2 separate regions of the Mus musculus genome follow, and region 1 is linked to region 2. Evidence: chromatin loops called from intact Hi-C (ENCODE). Cell type or tissue: heart. All regions are shown on one strand. Each heading gives the region's core, and the rest is flanking DNA. Links, peaks and the distances in the headings are about the cores only. Region 1 has its middle 110 kb from the start of Chrm2. Region 2 overlaps 9330158H04Rik (RIKEN cDNA 9330158H04 gene).

Evidence for each region. A loop is a pair of places that touch in the nucleus more often than their neighbours do. Peaks named below come from ENCODE experiments on the same cell type or tissue, not always from the same donor. Only the 100,000 strongest peaks of a DNase experiment are listed, where the experiment ranks them.
Region 1: it touches region 2 in a loop (2.2-fold over the local background); 2 of 42 quality-filtered maps call a loop at or near these places.

What each region holds. Positions count from the first base shown.
Region 1 is chr6:36,271,657-36,280,003 of GRCm38, reverse strand. No RefSeq gene overlaps it. Among named protein-coding and RNA genes, the nearest start is that of Chrm2, 110 kb to the left of the region's middle. In heart, for the core only: no CTCF peak of the experiment used is centred there; no DNase peak of the experiment used is centred there.
Region 2 is chr6:36,379,528-36,387,874 of GRCm38, reverse strand. It overlaps 9330158H04Rik (RIKEN cDNA 9330158H04 gene), which reads left to right. Exons shown (of 6, transcript NR_015589.1): 2 at 1-212; 3 at 4,807-4,897. Among named protein-coding and RNA genes, the nearest start is that of Chrm2, 4.4 kb to the left of the region's middle. In heart, for the core only: a CTCF peak has its summit at 3,570 (motif pointing right); no DNase peak of the experiment used is centred there; H3K4me3 peaks cover 145 bases; H3K27ac peaks cover 59 bases.

The DNA.
Region 1 (8,347 bases), core at 147-8,146, 110 kb after region 2:
TCCAGGGCCGCGCTGTACTCAGGGCTGAAAACATTCACCTCAGCCAGTTTTCCTTTCCAAATATATTCAGCCTTTCCCCTCACAAGTTTTCAATAGGATCAAATGACACCACACATATAAATGTCAACAATAAATGACATAAAGACACTGTACTAATGGAACCTCAGCAACATAAAGATGCCTGTCTCAATATAAATGGCATATGTTGTCCAGTATTCTGGAGAAAAAGAAAACAGATCCAAACATTACAAAACTGGGAGATTGAAGCCCAAAGATAAAGATATATAAATAACCACAGTTAAATTAGTCTGTCCTATGATTTTAATAGTGTATTGAATTTAAATCTACTCTTACTTTTTATTTTTGATAAATTTATGAGTCTAGATGTCACAGAGCAGGATCAAGTTTCCTGATTTCTGAGTCCCACAGATGATACTTGATGTGACCATGGAGAGAAGTTTTTCAAATTCTTCATGTCCCAAACACTTAATCTGTAAAGTGTAAATGATTATAATAGCCATCTCATACAGTCATATAGGTGACCACTATATATTTAAAATTATGAGGATTTTGATTGAGATATACTGTGACAACACACCTTGGTTTCAAGGTAGAGAAATAAGGCAGGAACAAGGTTGTCACCATGAAGGCTGTTGGAAGATAACCCTAGGACCTACAATACCAACCTTCCAGGCAAGATATGTCCACTGGTACATAATGGCACAGTTGTGCTTATAACCATCCACTCTTTGCTTGAATCTGAAGCCTGCTCCATAAGAGCGAATCCACAAATAGTAATATAAACCCAGTCAAAGGCCATACTTAGGTGCTCTTGGGCCCTAGGGAGAACTCACTGCTGTGGTTTAACTAAGTGGACATGGCACCATGCTGATTTCTAAAAAAATTTGGTTTATACCCACCTACAAATGCCACTTTGAGCAGCATGCAGAGAAGTTTCTTTTTCTCGTGTAGAGATGGATGGCTCCAAGATACAAGAGTAAGTGATTTTTAGTTATTCAACTCTAAATAGGTCATTTATACCACTTTCTCCAAAGCTCAGGAAACAGCACAGGAGAGGTTGCTGGAATGTAAGAGCCAGAAGACAGAGTGGGGCAGAGGACAACCTTGCCTGTCACTCTTAGAAACACTGCCAATTTCCTTAGAGAAAGGGTTTCTTATTGACCTAGAGAACACTAATTAGGCAAGAAAAGATGGCTAGGGAGCTCCAGGGATCTAATTGCTTCTGTCCTCACCACTATTGAGATTATCAGCAAGTGTCACCACAGTTGATACTTTTATGTGGGTTATGGGGATAAAACATTGATGCTTGGACTTTCAAGTCAAGTAATTTATGAAGTCTTCCCACTAGGCCCTGTGTGTGTATCCTCACACTTAGATATGGTAATGGCTATCTGCTGCAGCCAGCTTCTAGAACATTCATTTTTGTGCTTGGTGTTCTTTAACACTGTTAATAAGTGTCACTCAAGATTAAATGAGCATCTGCTTCCTGTTATGGTTTAATAGCTATAGTTCTATAGAATGTTTGATTAAAATTGTTTATTGTATCAATCCATCTTCAGTATCAATCATTTTGGGAGACGTGTCAGCAACCACAGAGACTTAATTGTTAGATACATTAATTATAGATTAATCTCCCAGATAAATTTCTTGGTGAAGCCTCATCAGATGGGTTAGTATAAAGCCATATAATTTATAACAAATTGCCTTCAGTTGTTTTAATTTATATTATAAATTTTATTTTTGACTCCTATTTCCAAAAAATACAACTCACTCTTTTCCATTAAGCATTGTGATTTCTGACAAATGCAGAGTTATGTACCAATCACCACAATCAACATGTATAGGTTTCATCACTAACTTCCCAATGTCCTTAGTTTCCTTTGTAATCAACCTTCTATCATCACTAATGATATTTACCCCTCCCAGGATGTTGTCTGCACTAGTTTCCTTTCCTTTCTGTTACTGTAATAAAGAATCAGACTGAAAGCAACTTGAGTGGGTTAAGGGTATATTTGGCTTACACTTTCAGGAAACAGTCTATCAATGAGAATAGTTAGGACAGGAACTCAAATAGGAACTTGAGGAAGAAACTGGAAAAGAAGGCTGCCTGTTAGCTCACCTGCACGTGCATGATTACCTATCTGCCTTATACAGCCCAGCACTACCTGCCTAGAGCATGGTTTCACCCACAGTGGGCCAGGCCCTACTAAATCAACTAACAATCAAGACAACTATGACATTACCATAGAACAAAATGCTACATATATTCTTTCATTCATATATATATATATATATATATATATATATATATATATATACATACATACATATTATCCTGTAAGTCTGTATTCTTTGTTTCATCTAGGTAATTTGCACATATCATTTGTAAATTCCTCTTACTCAATTATCTTCCACTGCAGGTATGATCATACCACTAGAGTATATTACTTCACAAAGTTGACTATAAATACAATCACTTCATTCATAACCATCTCAGCATTCCTGGTTTTTACACTGATGTGTATATTTGATCTCTCTGGTATTTATCTCACTGTGAGATCACTAGGTTGTAAGCTAAGATTATGTTTTACTCTCTAAGTTATCAATGGACTGTTTACACTAGCTAGCATTATCATTTTGCATTCCAGCAGCAGAGCTTCCTAGGTTAATGATATCATTTTTTCACTTGCATATATTGTGTTAAGTTTATTCTAAATCTTAATAACTATAGTTCTCATTGGTAGGGATTTTGTTTACTTGTTCTATATTTACCTGATAGTTTTTTAAGGCTCTTTCTTTTTGTTTTCACTGTTATAGCTTTAAACATTTTAAAGTAGTTATTTTCTGTTTTATTTGTTCTTATTTTCATATTGTTAGTGGCTGAGAAATAATTGTGCTTTTTATTTCCTATTTTTGATATGTACACTAATTCTGATCAATAAGAGATATCCTAGCCTTCCTGGGAACTATGTATTGAATTAATCGACATTCATAGGTGCTTGTGAGTCTTGAATTGAGAGCATAACATTTAACAGTCCTGTTTTAGTTAGGTTTTGATAGGAACCCCAGGATGCTACCAATTCAAGGGTATTGAAAGTTAATTTTATCTACTTCAGTTCCCTTTTATCTTTATTTTTACATAAAAATACACCATGGTATTGATTTCTTAGGGGAATCCCAGAAAAATAGAATTTCCTCTGGTGTCTCCTTTAAGTCAGGAGTGTTTACTTCAATCAATCCCTTCACTCACTGGGTAGCTCATCAATTGTCTAACTTAATTGGTTCTCCCTTCAATCTCATCACAGGGTCAGTGTGAGCACCACATCTCCTTTCCCCCACATGGATGTGAGAATATCCACCGTTCTCAGTGAGCACCTTCAGTAAACTCCAAAGTTATGTTGCTAATGCAAAAAAAAAAAAAAAAAAAAAAACAACAAAAAACAAAAAAAAAGTTTCCTTCCCCCTTTTGTTATCTCTAGAAATTACAAATATTGTCTTTCCCCTTTTTGTTATCTCTAGAAATTACAAATGTTGTATATATTGAAAAAAGCTAAGATACTTAAAAGGCTTTTTTGTTCATTTTTCCTTTTAATTGCATGTCATAAATCATTTTATTGGACTGATACTAACACATGCGCAGCATTTACTTATCATTGAAATATATCTGATGATGTGCAGAAGTCTGTCCAGTGAAACAAGGTAGAACTTCAGAATGCTGTAAGTGTTAGGAGACTAGAAGCATGTTATCTTCATGGAAAGCTAGAGACAGCTAACAAAGGCAGCTCAAGTATGTGACCATGTGGGCTGAAACCAGCCAAAACCAAAAAGGCTATCCAAATTATTAGTAGCTCCAGGCTCATCGCAGTGTCCTGGATGTTGGCCATGGGGATTAGGATTTAATTCTTGATCTGCTGCTCTTCAGTCTTGCTTTAGGCTGCCTTCTCTTCATAATTAATTTTTTATCCATTCTGTTTAAAATAGGAGCATTTGTTCTGGGTCTATCTCACCATTTTAACTTAGAAATGTGCATTATCTTATTTTATTTTTCAAGTTTTCCTAAGACATACTTTTATTTTGTGCTTAATTTGCATATTTTTGTCATAATAGAGGGGGAATTTCCTCACCAATAACATAATGGGAAGTGGGGACAGATGTGAGAATGCACTGAGCCCATTTGAGGGACCTATTCTTGGCCACCATTGGGCACACTGCACCTGCTCACCACGCACTTGCTGTTCTGCTCTTTGGCCACTGTGCCATCGCTTCCTTTTATAGGAACTCTTTGAGTTTCAGGTTTTTACTTTTGAGTAATTAATTCTGCAACAGATAAGAGTTTCATAGAGGCCTTATTTATAATAGCCAGAAGCTGGAAAGAACCCAGATGTTCCTCAACAGAGGAATGGATACAGAAAATGTGGTACATTTACACAATGGAGTACTACTCAGCTATTAAAAACAATGAATTTATGAAATTCTTGGGCAAATGGATGTATCTGGAGGATATCATCCTTAGTGAGGTAACCCAATCACAAAATAAGTCACGTGATATGCACTCACTAATAAGTGGATGTTAGCCCAGAAACTTAGAATACCCAAGATACTATTTGCAAAACACAAGAAAATCAAGAAGAAGGAAGACCAACGTGTGGATACTTCATTCCTCCTTAGAATAAGGAACAAAATACCCATGGAAGGAGTTACAGAGACAAAGTTTGGAGCTAAGATGAAAGGGTGGACCATCCAGAGACTACCCCAGCGGTGGATCCATCCCATATGCTCACAGTCAGCTATTGGATGGAACACAGGGCCCCCAATGGAGGAGCTAGAGAAAGTACCCAAGGAGCTGAAGGGGTCTGCAACCCTATAGGTGGAACAACAATACAAACTAACCAGTACCCCCAGAGCTCGTGTCTCTAGCTGCATATGTAGCAGAAGATGGCCTAGTTGGCCATCACTGGGAAGAGAGGCCCCTAGGTCTTGCAAACTTTATATGCCACTTTACAGGGGAATGCCAGGGCCAAGAAGTGGGAGTGGGTGGGTAGGGGAACAGGGCGGGGGAGGGGAGCGTATAGGGAATGTTCAGGATAATATTTGAAATGTAAATGAAGAAAATATCTAATAAAAAACAAAAAACAAACAAACAAAAAACAAACAAACACAGACAGATTGAAGACATTTTTCATTATGAGATGACCATGAACCTTTGGGGATCAAGAGTGAGCATGGCAAAATATCTCTAAAGGCATAAACCTGACCCTTGTGTTTTGGTCATAAATAACAGCTGTTTAATTAGATCTAAGGCCCAGGTTACAGGAGGGAAATCAAGGAAGGAACTGAAAACATAGCTAACTACCTGTGATTAGTGGGGGCAAAGATCTTAGAAAAAAACCCAATACTGCCAATTTCCTAAGTCAGTATAATTCTTACATATATTCTAAATATGTATCATTAAAGTCAACAATAAGTGTAGATGTTATACTGTATCAAAATTTCTCTCTCTTTTTTTCCAGCAGGAGACATTTAGAGAAAGCTGCAAATGATCAAAACACAGAGAGTAACTGACTATGGGTGCCTAGCCCTAACTGATACATCCACAATATGACCTTACACCCAAGACTCAAGAAACATGGAGGATGTTCAGAAAGATTACAAGAGCCAGAAGCCTAGTAAGTCTTCTATGAGATTGTACCTTGTTGACATGATAAGGAGCTATATTGTTTCTCAGCCTTTTGGCTAAGATCAACCACAGGAGGCTATGCCCATGAAATTGCAACAACACATCTGCCTAAACAAGGTCTGAGTAGTTCTGACATCCCAACGCAATGGGGAAATCGCATTGATTCCCCTCTCTATGAAGAGTTACAAGCAATTAACAACTGTTGAGAGAGGGAGTAGTCTTTTCTAGGAATAAGCTTCTGATTGGTTATCTTATACCACGTGGTCAGCCCTATACATGCAGGCTACATGAATTGAAAGGACTAAGTGGGTTATATATATGCTTATTCTTGCATTTGTATATGTAACAAGAATGGTTAAAGTAGGTTGCGGATGTGAGAGGAGGGTAGATATGTTTTGGAGATGTAGGAAGAATTATGATGGAGAAAATGATATAGTTATAATTCAATTTTTAAAAATTCTGAAACCCAAATAAATGCTTTGGGTTAGATCTTCAGCCATGTCCAAAGTTCCATGTAATAAAGTCAGCTATTGGATGGAGTCCTCAGGGTGTTTATATTAGACAATAGTGAAACCGGTAATGGATGTTACTTAACTAGAGAGGTTCAGAGCTCAGAGGACATGACCCTAAAGATAGGTGAGGGTCTGCATCTTCATATTCTCTTTCTCTTTGTGGACATGAGATGAACAGTTTGTAGCCTGCTATATCCTGCTCCTATGATATGCTTCAGTGTCACAGGCTCATAATGATGAGGCCATTACCTCAGGAGCTGTAACCTTCAAACTCTGTATCAAAATTATTCTTTTGTCCTCCTGAGTTAGTTTTTAAGGTACCTTGCTACTGTAACAGGAACTAACACAATTGAGTGACAATTAAAATGTGCAATTCTTTTTTAAATTAATTTATTCTTCTGTTATATATTACATCCGGACAGCAATTTCTCCTCCCACTGTCCCTCCCAGTGCTATTTCCTTTTCTCCTCCTCCCTCCCCTCAATCCACTCCCCCTCCTTTCCTTAGAAATTGTGCACTCTTTATGGATGTTGGTTTATTAAGTTTTCTCGTCTGTCATTTCCTTGTGTGTTGCTTGGCCTCTGTTCTTTCATACATGGTGATTTTGGAAATATCTTTAAAAATTGCCAGGCTCTGATTTTGCTTTTGCAAAGTGCTATGTGAGAGCAATATCCTTGGGATTATTTAGCCCTCCTCTTCCCAGACTGCACTCAATGTGAGCAAAAGTGTGAGTCCGAGTATGGCACTTTGTGCCTTATCCAAGACTCACTCATCTGATGTGGAATTTAATACAGGAAAGCACAATGTTCTAAGCATCCAGTGTCAGACCTGGGATGAAAATCAGAAATCAGTTTGTCACTGCTGATACACATTTGTATTATATAAAGGCTAATTCCCCATTGATTACCTCTTACAAGATCCTGCGGCTCATTTCCTGATCACAGCTGGCTGTTTATAAAGCCTGCCCAATCGTCTCTTAGATGGGAGATTTATTTCAGAGGTAAATATACAGCAAGAAAGCTAAGAGGACACTCAAAGGAGCACATGGGGCATTGTGCATCAAGGTTATGGATATGTCTGTTGGTAGAGTGTACACAAAGACTCCAGTTGGTATTAGATAAAACACAACATTTCACTGGGCATGCTCACATCTGTTGCCAAAATGATCAATTCATATTATGTTTTCTGGCTTCTTTCTGGCTTCTTACCCATAACTAACCCCAGGCTTCTCATTAATATGGATGTTTAGGCTACAATTATACTTGTTATGGTACTAAACCAGACAAAGCTATTGCCAATGTTCCTTGCTTTTTTGCATTTTAAAGATTAGAAATCTCAATCCTGTTAGAGTTCAAATCTGAAAAGTGTTGCAAGAGGGCAGGAATCTGGAATATTTGTAACATCCTACTTGGGATAAGTTGGGCTGAAGTTCCCACATAACTTATTTATGGAGAGGGAATTTTTGTACAAAACATTGCATTCATTATTCAAGCTTCAGGAAATGTTCCTACTCACGTTAAAAGAGTGATCACTTCTGATGAGTCTAAATCATCTTTTTTTCAATAACTGACATGTTTATCACATAGCTAGTCTATTCTAAATTGGAGTCATAGATAGTCATTGGACAAAATTTTGTTAATCGATTCAAGCTCTGTGTCAGCAGAACTTTAATTACAAATGTAAAAACAACAACAGAAAAAAACAAAACAAAACCTTACAAATTCAGAACCCACCACTCTTTAATTTGGTGAGAGAGATACAAGCCTAGGATATTGACTTGAAAATTCATATTATCAATTCACGTGGCCTTATCCAGTGAATCCAATAAAGTAAAAGCAGGAACACATGGTTGCATGTGTCTTCAAAGAAGCTATTTGGGGAAAATAAATGACCTGGTTTTAATTGTCTAGTCTAACCCTGCAAATTGCCGAAGATAGAAGCTCCAGCCACCCAGTTGTTTGCTCCCTCTTTCCTTCCCCTCCTTTATAGCACTAGCTACCACTGCTGGCTTTCTAGAACTCCTTTCCTGTACTGACTTCCCTAGGAAATATATCTTGACCAAAGGTCTTTGTCTGACAACATTGACCTGTCATTCCAAAATACTGGTGCAGTTGTTATAACATTTCCACTATCATAG
Region 2 (8,347 bases), core at 115-8,114:
GCTTTCTCTCTCAGCTCTTTTCTGCATCTCTCCATGTCCGACCCCGGAGCCCAGTTCTCGGTCTGCAATTTCTACACCACAACCTTTGCAATCACCACCACCACCACCCCTAGGTCCCATGTCAGCAGGTGCCAGGTTGCTACAAAGGTGACAGGGCACATTGGGAAGAAGGCTTGTTGATTGCAGAAGATACTTATGCCCCGTGTTTCCAGGTGGGGAAATGTTAGAATAAATGTACTTTGTACTAAATATATAGTCATGGAGAATTGTTCAGATTGTTTATTTCTTTCTTTGATGCTAACTAATGTATTAGAAAGAAACAGATATTTATCTGTCTTTGCTGTTTTTTTTTCTTTCTTCCCAAACAGGTCGATGCCTGTGTGTTCCATCAGTTAATGGGGAGTAGTAGTTAAGAGAGTGTACTAGTGAGGTGTTGGTGAGGTGGGATTTTGCTGTCTATCGAGGAAAATAAAAGATGTGAACTTCCTGTGTTCAGAGCATGGACTAATTTTTGCCTTCATTTATTTTAATGAGAAATTCTTTCCCAGATTTATACCCATTGTTTGAAAGTATGGAACTTATTTGATAATATCATAATGTGATTATTCTAAGGTGTCGTTGAGGACAATTGCTCTTGATGATGTATATTGTATCTGATGACATAAATATGTGCTACCGAATGAGGCTTTCATTGCCAAATAGAATTAAAGAAGGAGTCATTGGAACCTTAAACTAAGTAACAAAGAACAGGACCTATCTCTTTTTTGATCGCAGAGACAGAGAAATTGCTATTTATTATGCTCAATGGAATTCAGCTCAGTTCGTGTTGCCCTGTCCTTGGCTGGGTGTTAAAGAGCACACAGAATAATGAAACCACGGTTCCTTTTCTTTCTGAGTTTCTCATCTTTGAGAATAAATACCCACATGAAGCTCTTGTAGAGAGGCTGACCATCAACACTATAAATTATACACTAATATAAATTCATTGGTGAATGAAAATCCTACAGCTATGCCTAAGTAGGACTGACACAGATTCAATTTTGCTGGATAAAAGCCATCCTGGTGTAAAGGATGGTAAGGGTATGTCGTTGCCCTCTGAGTCCCACGCAGGCATTTTAGTCTTGTTTGAGAAAGGCAGTTCTGAACATTATCGCCCTCAATCTACCCCAGAACTAGGTTTCAGTCAGTAAGCAGCTGATTCTTATTTTCATTTTCCCCCCTTCTCTGTTGGGTACTACAGAACGTAAGTTCACAAACATTCTATCTGCTCCTATCTCTAAGACGCCTTCAGAAATTCACATTGTCATAACATGCCTGAGGTTTTTGTGAATGCACTTGTGCATGCTTGCATGGTTGTGCACACACACTCACACACACACACACACACACACACACACACACACACACACACACACTGAAACTGAACAACAACAAAAAGAAGAAGAAGCTCCTGACAAGCAACAAAGAAAACCCAAGCATTTAGTAACCTGGACTCTGGTTCTGTTTTTGCTTCCCATTATGACTCTGTTCTTCCTAAAAGGAGCTACCTATTTTAAACTGGGAAGTAAGTAAATAGCCAGCAAAGGCTCACAACCATCAGGATTTTCCTAGGAGCTAGAAACAGAAGTGACACTCTCAGCAAGCAAGCCTCAAAAGTGCCCACTTTCTTACGTCATTACCCAGAACAACTTTATCTTTTATCATGAAGGCTTGTTGTATCTTGGCCACTCACTGTCGGTGAAGTGAAGAAATTATTTAACTACTCTGAATGTCAACTTTTTAGTCTATAAAATGGATATGTTTTAGATTTGTTAGATAGAACAGTAGAGTCAATTGCTGCAAAGTTCTCAGCAGATTTATTTGTTTGTTTGTTTGTTTGTTTGTTTGTTTGTTTTGGGCACATGGCAATTTAGCTATGGCTGCAGGTTGTCAGCTCAGATTTAAGGATTCAGATTCCTGGGTCATTCATGCCTGTGACCTCTTTGAAAGTGTTTACCAGGGAGCATTGCAGGCAAAACACGAAGGACGCTACCCACCAGAGGGATGCGAGATGCATGTTAAACATAGTCCATCATCACACTGACTCCAGGGAGCCTCAGTCTTTCCCCTTTCTAGTTTCTTTCTGTACAGGAAATGGTCGTGAGTTTTCTGAGCATTTTATTTTCATCTCTTAAACAAGTTCACTTTCTGAGATAAAAGAGTGTTCCTTCACCCCAGGAATATAGTGTTTGCATTTATTAGTAACTCTTGGTGTGGAACATTTTCAAAAGTGCTTTTTAAAGACTTTGTAGAATGCATCTGTGGGTTTCCCTTTATCTGCATGACTATTTTCCACCTCAAAGCACTCTAATAAATTAGTAATTTCCACTTGTGAAGCCAAACTTCATTACCTACCTCCTTATAATGCTAGTTTTAGGCATGTGATGAGGAGAGCCAATGCCCCCAGGGCATGACTTTGAGTCTTCTGCAAAGTTCACTTTTTAGCAAGACTAGAAACAAGGTCACCAGTAATCAAAGAAGAAGGGATCTGGTTGGCTCTCAGTCCTGGAGACGTGGCACGCATTTTACTGCACCATGTTGATTTCAGTGCAAGAGGAAGGAGGTTTCAGTAGTTATATGTACGGATCACTACTCTCTCATTGTAAGTGGATTTAGGGTGAGTTGAACTCTGGTGGTTTCCCACCAGGTCTGGCAGCCATACATTTGCCCCCTCCCACTTTTTCTATTTTTAAGGACCTGAAAAAAAATACAGGGGAAGTCTTGGCTTATGGAAGGAAAATGAACTAGAGTAGATCTTATTGCCCTCAGTCTCCCACCCATAAAACTGTTCCAAGTGGTACAGAGAGGCAAGCACGAGGCTTAGGAGCTCGGGGTAGGGGGAAGCAGCTTGATACCTCATATGTACACCTATGGAACTTTTATTTTTCTGTGATTCAGTTTGGAATATAACATTCATGGGTTCAAAGTGGGTCTTCCAGTGACAGTCACTTGGAATGGGCTTTTCAGTAATTCTGTTGTTTTAAAAATCTCAATAACAGCCCCACAATAGGCATGCCATTCTTCTTAGAGTTATTTATTTTCCCTACAAACACTCCCAGAGGGTAATTTAAAAGCTTCTATTCTTCAGCTAGAAAAGATGATGTCCTTTTGTCATAGAAAAATCCTAAGCCTTTCTTTTGCATACCCTGCAGCAGAAGTTTTCATACACAAATGGGACTGATTCTGAGTGACAGTGTTTAGTGACAGAATGACAAACAATGCTCTGTTACTTGTCCCCCCTTTTCCTGGAAGTTTGGCATCACAGATGTTTTAAACTCATCCTGTCTTAGCCTTGATAGTGTTATCCAAAGCCTAAAAAGCATTTACTGCTGCTGAGTCTGAGATATTTAAAATACAGAGGTCTGTTCTAAATGGGGAATATTAAGAAGGAAGAAATGGTGGTGGGGGAGGGGCCTCATGGTGCAAAATGTTAAGCAGCCGCTGATAAACCAGTGTTGAGTACACAGAGGGAAACAGACAGGTGGGATGCTGGGTTGCTCAGAGGAGCATTTAGTCTGTATTCATTCCTCCCACCAGGAGGCAGAGCTGAAGACCCACACAGGGACAGGGGCTGAGGAGTCCCAAATGTGTCCATTTCAAGTGTATCTTTTCCACAAACAATTTTCTTTTTCTTACTGGATATTTTCTTTATTTACATTTCAAATATTATTCTCTTTCCCGGTTTCCCCTCCGGAAACTCTCTATCCCATCCCCACTCCTCCTGCTTCTATGAGGTTGACAAACAATTTAAATTTCTCTTCCTGAAGTCTAAGTGGGATGCTGGAATTTCTGGTGGAGCTAAGATTCTAGCGAGTTCAAAGGAAAGAGTCCCGTTCCTCCATTATGAACAGGACTCCCTGATGATTTGAATCAGTGACTCTGATTTTATTTTCTTTTACAGAAGAGTCTTCCAGGAATACTTAACACCAACTTAGTCCATAGGGAAACCTGCTTTCTGTAGAATTTCCAACAAACCAAGCCCTTACTCATGGGAGTTCATATATTTTCTCAGATCATGTAACAGACAAGTTTCTTAAGCTAGCTATGGGTCATCACATCACAGGAAAGTTGGAGAGAGAAGCCATGATAAAAAGCATGTTTCGGGAGCACAGCAGCACCCCAAAGGCTCCTTGCTAAACTTGACTTACCCTCTATTTCAAAGTGACTGAGATAGCGCTCATGCAGAAAAGAACATTTTTCAAAAGTAAGACTCGATCATGTATGATCAGTAATATTACCACATGCAGGTCTTTTCACCTTAGAAACACTCTCTCCTTGTAGAGCGCCTAACGAAGCAAGCACTAAAGCCTGCCCAGATTCACTGTGCCAAGAAGATACAAGCGGAACCTGTTCTTTCTTGCTCATTTAATCCACAAGGTGACTGGATCCATGGATTAAGGACCTCATTTAGAAGAGGTCTCAAGGGCAGAACTTTACAAATCCCCAGAGAAGGGAATGATGTAGCGTAGTTCTAGGAACAATATGTGTGCTCTATGACTGCAAGATCTTCCTGCATTGACAAACATTACCTTCGAAAGAGAGTTAATTTTAAAAGGATGCTGAATAAACATGTATTGGTAATCATTGAATGTCTTCAACGATTACTACCCAACTCCTACTCTGAGAACTCTATAGCAGACACAATGTACTCTTTCTTGTGTTATTGATGACAGTTATGGGATACACTGTGTCTATGGCTTGCTGGAAAATATTTTTGATTGAACAATTTTACATAAACAAGCTGCCATTGCTGTTTTGCTTCGACAGTGCTATGAAGTGCAATGAGCTGGCCTGAGACTGTCAGATGGATTCTCCAGGGAAAGTGTTTTCCAGGAGCTTGCCATGAACTGGATTTAAGGTATTGGTACTAATTCAACAAAATATTAAATAACGTTCAATATTTTTTACCTATCAATGATGTGAAACCACTAAGAGTTTTTAGATCCAACTGAAGAGAGAGGAAAAACTATTTCTACTTAGGAACCATAGATAAAATGTTTGATGCTATACATCGAGGTTTCTGAAAGATGCTGTGCTACTTGTAGTTTAGGAAGCTGATTCTAGGGCTGATGTCTTGTTGGCAAATACTGTATATATGGTATGGACCCTTGAAACAAGTATGACTTTATGGATGTTGAAAGTTGTTTGAATATTTAAATTAGTGACCAGTGAAGTAGCTGAAGTTAGAGACATTGTCAGTGGCGATGAAGGAAAATCTTATGCCCTTGATTTATAGCAGTCAGAAAGGAGAAGTAAAACGCCAGTCACTAGGTACTGTGGTCTCATTTCCAGTGACTTAGTGAAGAAGTCCATGACAGGAAAGACACGTTTGCACTCTCTACCCAAGGCACTATGCTTTAGTTACATTTCTGGTCTCCTCTATATGATTCTTGCTTACTAACTTTTAAAACTTTTGTGTTTTAGAAGTAATAAGCTGACTGTTTATATAGCAATGAATGTTTCTTGCACAAGAACACTTCTGTAATTTCTCAAGAAAAAGACACTTGGTATTGCTGTTATAGATTGTTCTAATTATATAACGGCCATGGGGATATGGGCAAAGTAACTAAGAACTGGAGTCTATGTTCACAGAATGAACTGCAAAGCTAGAAGTTGATCTTTAACTATGATTTACACCTTCACTATGCTTGAGAATATTTTATAAGGTTTCTATGCATTTTGTCCCAGAGTTGACTAACAGTCATGTGTGATAGAATGAAGGGGAGAAGGACTAGTAACTGAAGGTGAGAGTGGTAGGTCAGCAGTTCAGATTCTGAGAACAGTGGTGCTGGATGATCCTATGCCATCACATCGGTATCAGTGTCTGCTGGACAACGTCAGAGAGGAAGGAACGCTAGTCAGGTGTAAGAAGTAAGCTTGCTTTTAGGGCTAAACTGTAATTTTGGGTATTATCTACTGCCTAAATCAAAATAATATATATTCTGAGACTATCAAGAACTATGTGGTTGGGATCAAGGACATTCTATTTAGGCAGAAAATGAGTGCTGTATCTCAAGTCATGCCAGTAAATACTGTCTCATTCCCTTTTTTTTTACTTTTATGGACTCAACAGTCTTGTGTAAACCATGGATTCTAGGTACCCTTTATTCTTAACCAACCATCAGTGAATAAGAATAAAATTCTTACTCTGAAGCAGAGGACAACCCTGACTTGTCACAGAAAGTACTTCAACAATATCTTGTCCCTGGGTCCTAAAAACATCAACAGTGGGAACTATCCATTTTTAACAACTGGAACCATGTCTAAAACCTAACCAATACTAAAACTGCATAACATAAGACACCATAATCTACATATTCATAGCAGGAAACCAGTTTTTCATTCCCATCTCTTAATTTGAAAGTTTTTTTCCAATCCTTAAGAGAGAATAAGCGTTCACTAATGCCCAATTAGAGTTTTGGTTCTAGGAGGTATTGTATCATCACCAGGCGATATCCACCATAAGTTCTGATGCTATAGTTGTTGTTGATTGACATATTATCCCTTCTTGAATTATTACTGGATGATTTCTTGGCCCTAATCGTGTCTAATTTGGGGTGTGGTCACTATACCCAGGCTGTAAGCACAATAGACTCTTTCTCCATTAGACAAGCCAGTTTTGTCTATGTTCATTTATTGAGATCCAACTCTATGTGGTGTAGTTAGTCACTTACAACTTGACAGTTATAGGAGATATTTTTAAAAATCCCTCTAGAAAACATGATGCTTGTCATGGAAGAGTTCTAAAATTTGTGCTAGGCTAGAATTGGTACTTGTTACATTTGTGTCTACAAAATTCTATATATGTTAAGATAAATTCTTTAAACTCTTCAAATATTTATTTACTTTATGTATATTGGTGTTTTGCCTACATGTATATCTGTGCAATATGTACATGCAGTGGCCCCTGAGACCAGAAGAGGTCATCAGATCTTCAGGAACTGGAGTTACAGTTACAGAGTGTTATCTTGTGGGTGCTGGGAACTGAATCCAGATCTTCTAAAAGGCAGCACATGCCCTTAGCTGCAGAGCCACTTCTCTGGCCCTAGATAATTCACACAAAAAATTTTTTTTAAAGAAAAATCTTATGCTGCTACTTTTTTTTTTTTAAACTATGACTACTTAGGCTTGGCTCTGTTCAAAATGTGAGAGTCAAAAATTTTTTCTTACATTATTCTTTATTTCTTGTAGAATTTATAATTGATAGTTGGTTATAAGCTGGAGCTATGTAAAGTAAATGTAACTTATGAATTAAAAGAAAATCATTGAATTAAAGGGTAAACAATAAAATAAAAATGAATTTAAACCATTGCTATATCACTTCATCAGCTGGAAAGAGAATAGAAGAGACATGTACACAAAAAGACAGAGATAGGTAAAGAAATATCAATAGATAGATAGATAAAGAAATACCAATAGAGAGATAGATGGATAGATAGATAGATAGATAGATAGATAGATAGATAGATAGATGAAAATATATAGTATGTTTGGGAAGAAATCATGGAAAGAACACCTACTAAGGAATATTAGATGCCCCAATGGAGCTGTTGCTCATGACCTATAAAACAACCCCGAGAAACATCCTCTATATTAACCTCAAAGTATATAGCAGGTCTGGGAAAGAAAGGAGCCATGCCTGTTTTGCACTCCTGCACTAAGCTTCCTGCACTAAAAACTCAGCATGGCTCTCCTACTAAATTCAATTTCTAATCTGCTCAAATGCATCCCAGAAGCCCACTGCATGTAGCTCTTAGGGAAAGTAGGTACCGAAAACAGAATAGCTGTGAAAATGTGCCTGTACCCTTCACTTTGCTCACCTTCTCCCCTGGGTAGTGGCACTGCAACTTCTTTAGAAACCTGATGGCACAGAGGAAAAGAATGCACTCAAAATAGTCAGGGTGTGTTGTGACAGGGTAGAGGAGAGAATTGAAATGTTTGGCAGGATAGTCACTGAGGATAAGGGTCAGAATCTAATACCCTAAACCGGTGTGCCCAGTTTCTCTCCAAAGGGATTCACAATGAACCATAAAAATTAATCCAAATGCTTTATTAAAGATATATATATATCTCACCTTCCATGCCTATTTCAAAAAGCATGGCACTACCAGGGAGACAGCATATTTTAAGACCTTCTATGTGACTGTGTATAAACATAAGGAGTATTTGTTTAGCTTTCAGGCAAAAGTGGTTTCCTAACACAGATAATTCATCTCAGTACAATCCCAAGCAACATGGATTAGAAGACAGTTTGTTTAGGGGTGGCTATCAAGTCACCATTCACCCCCTAAATCTAATGCCCATCACC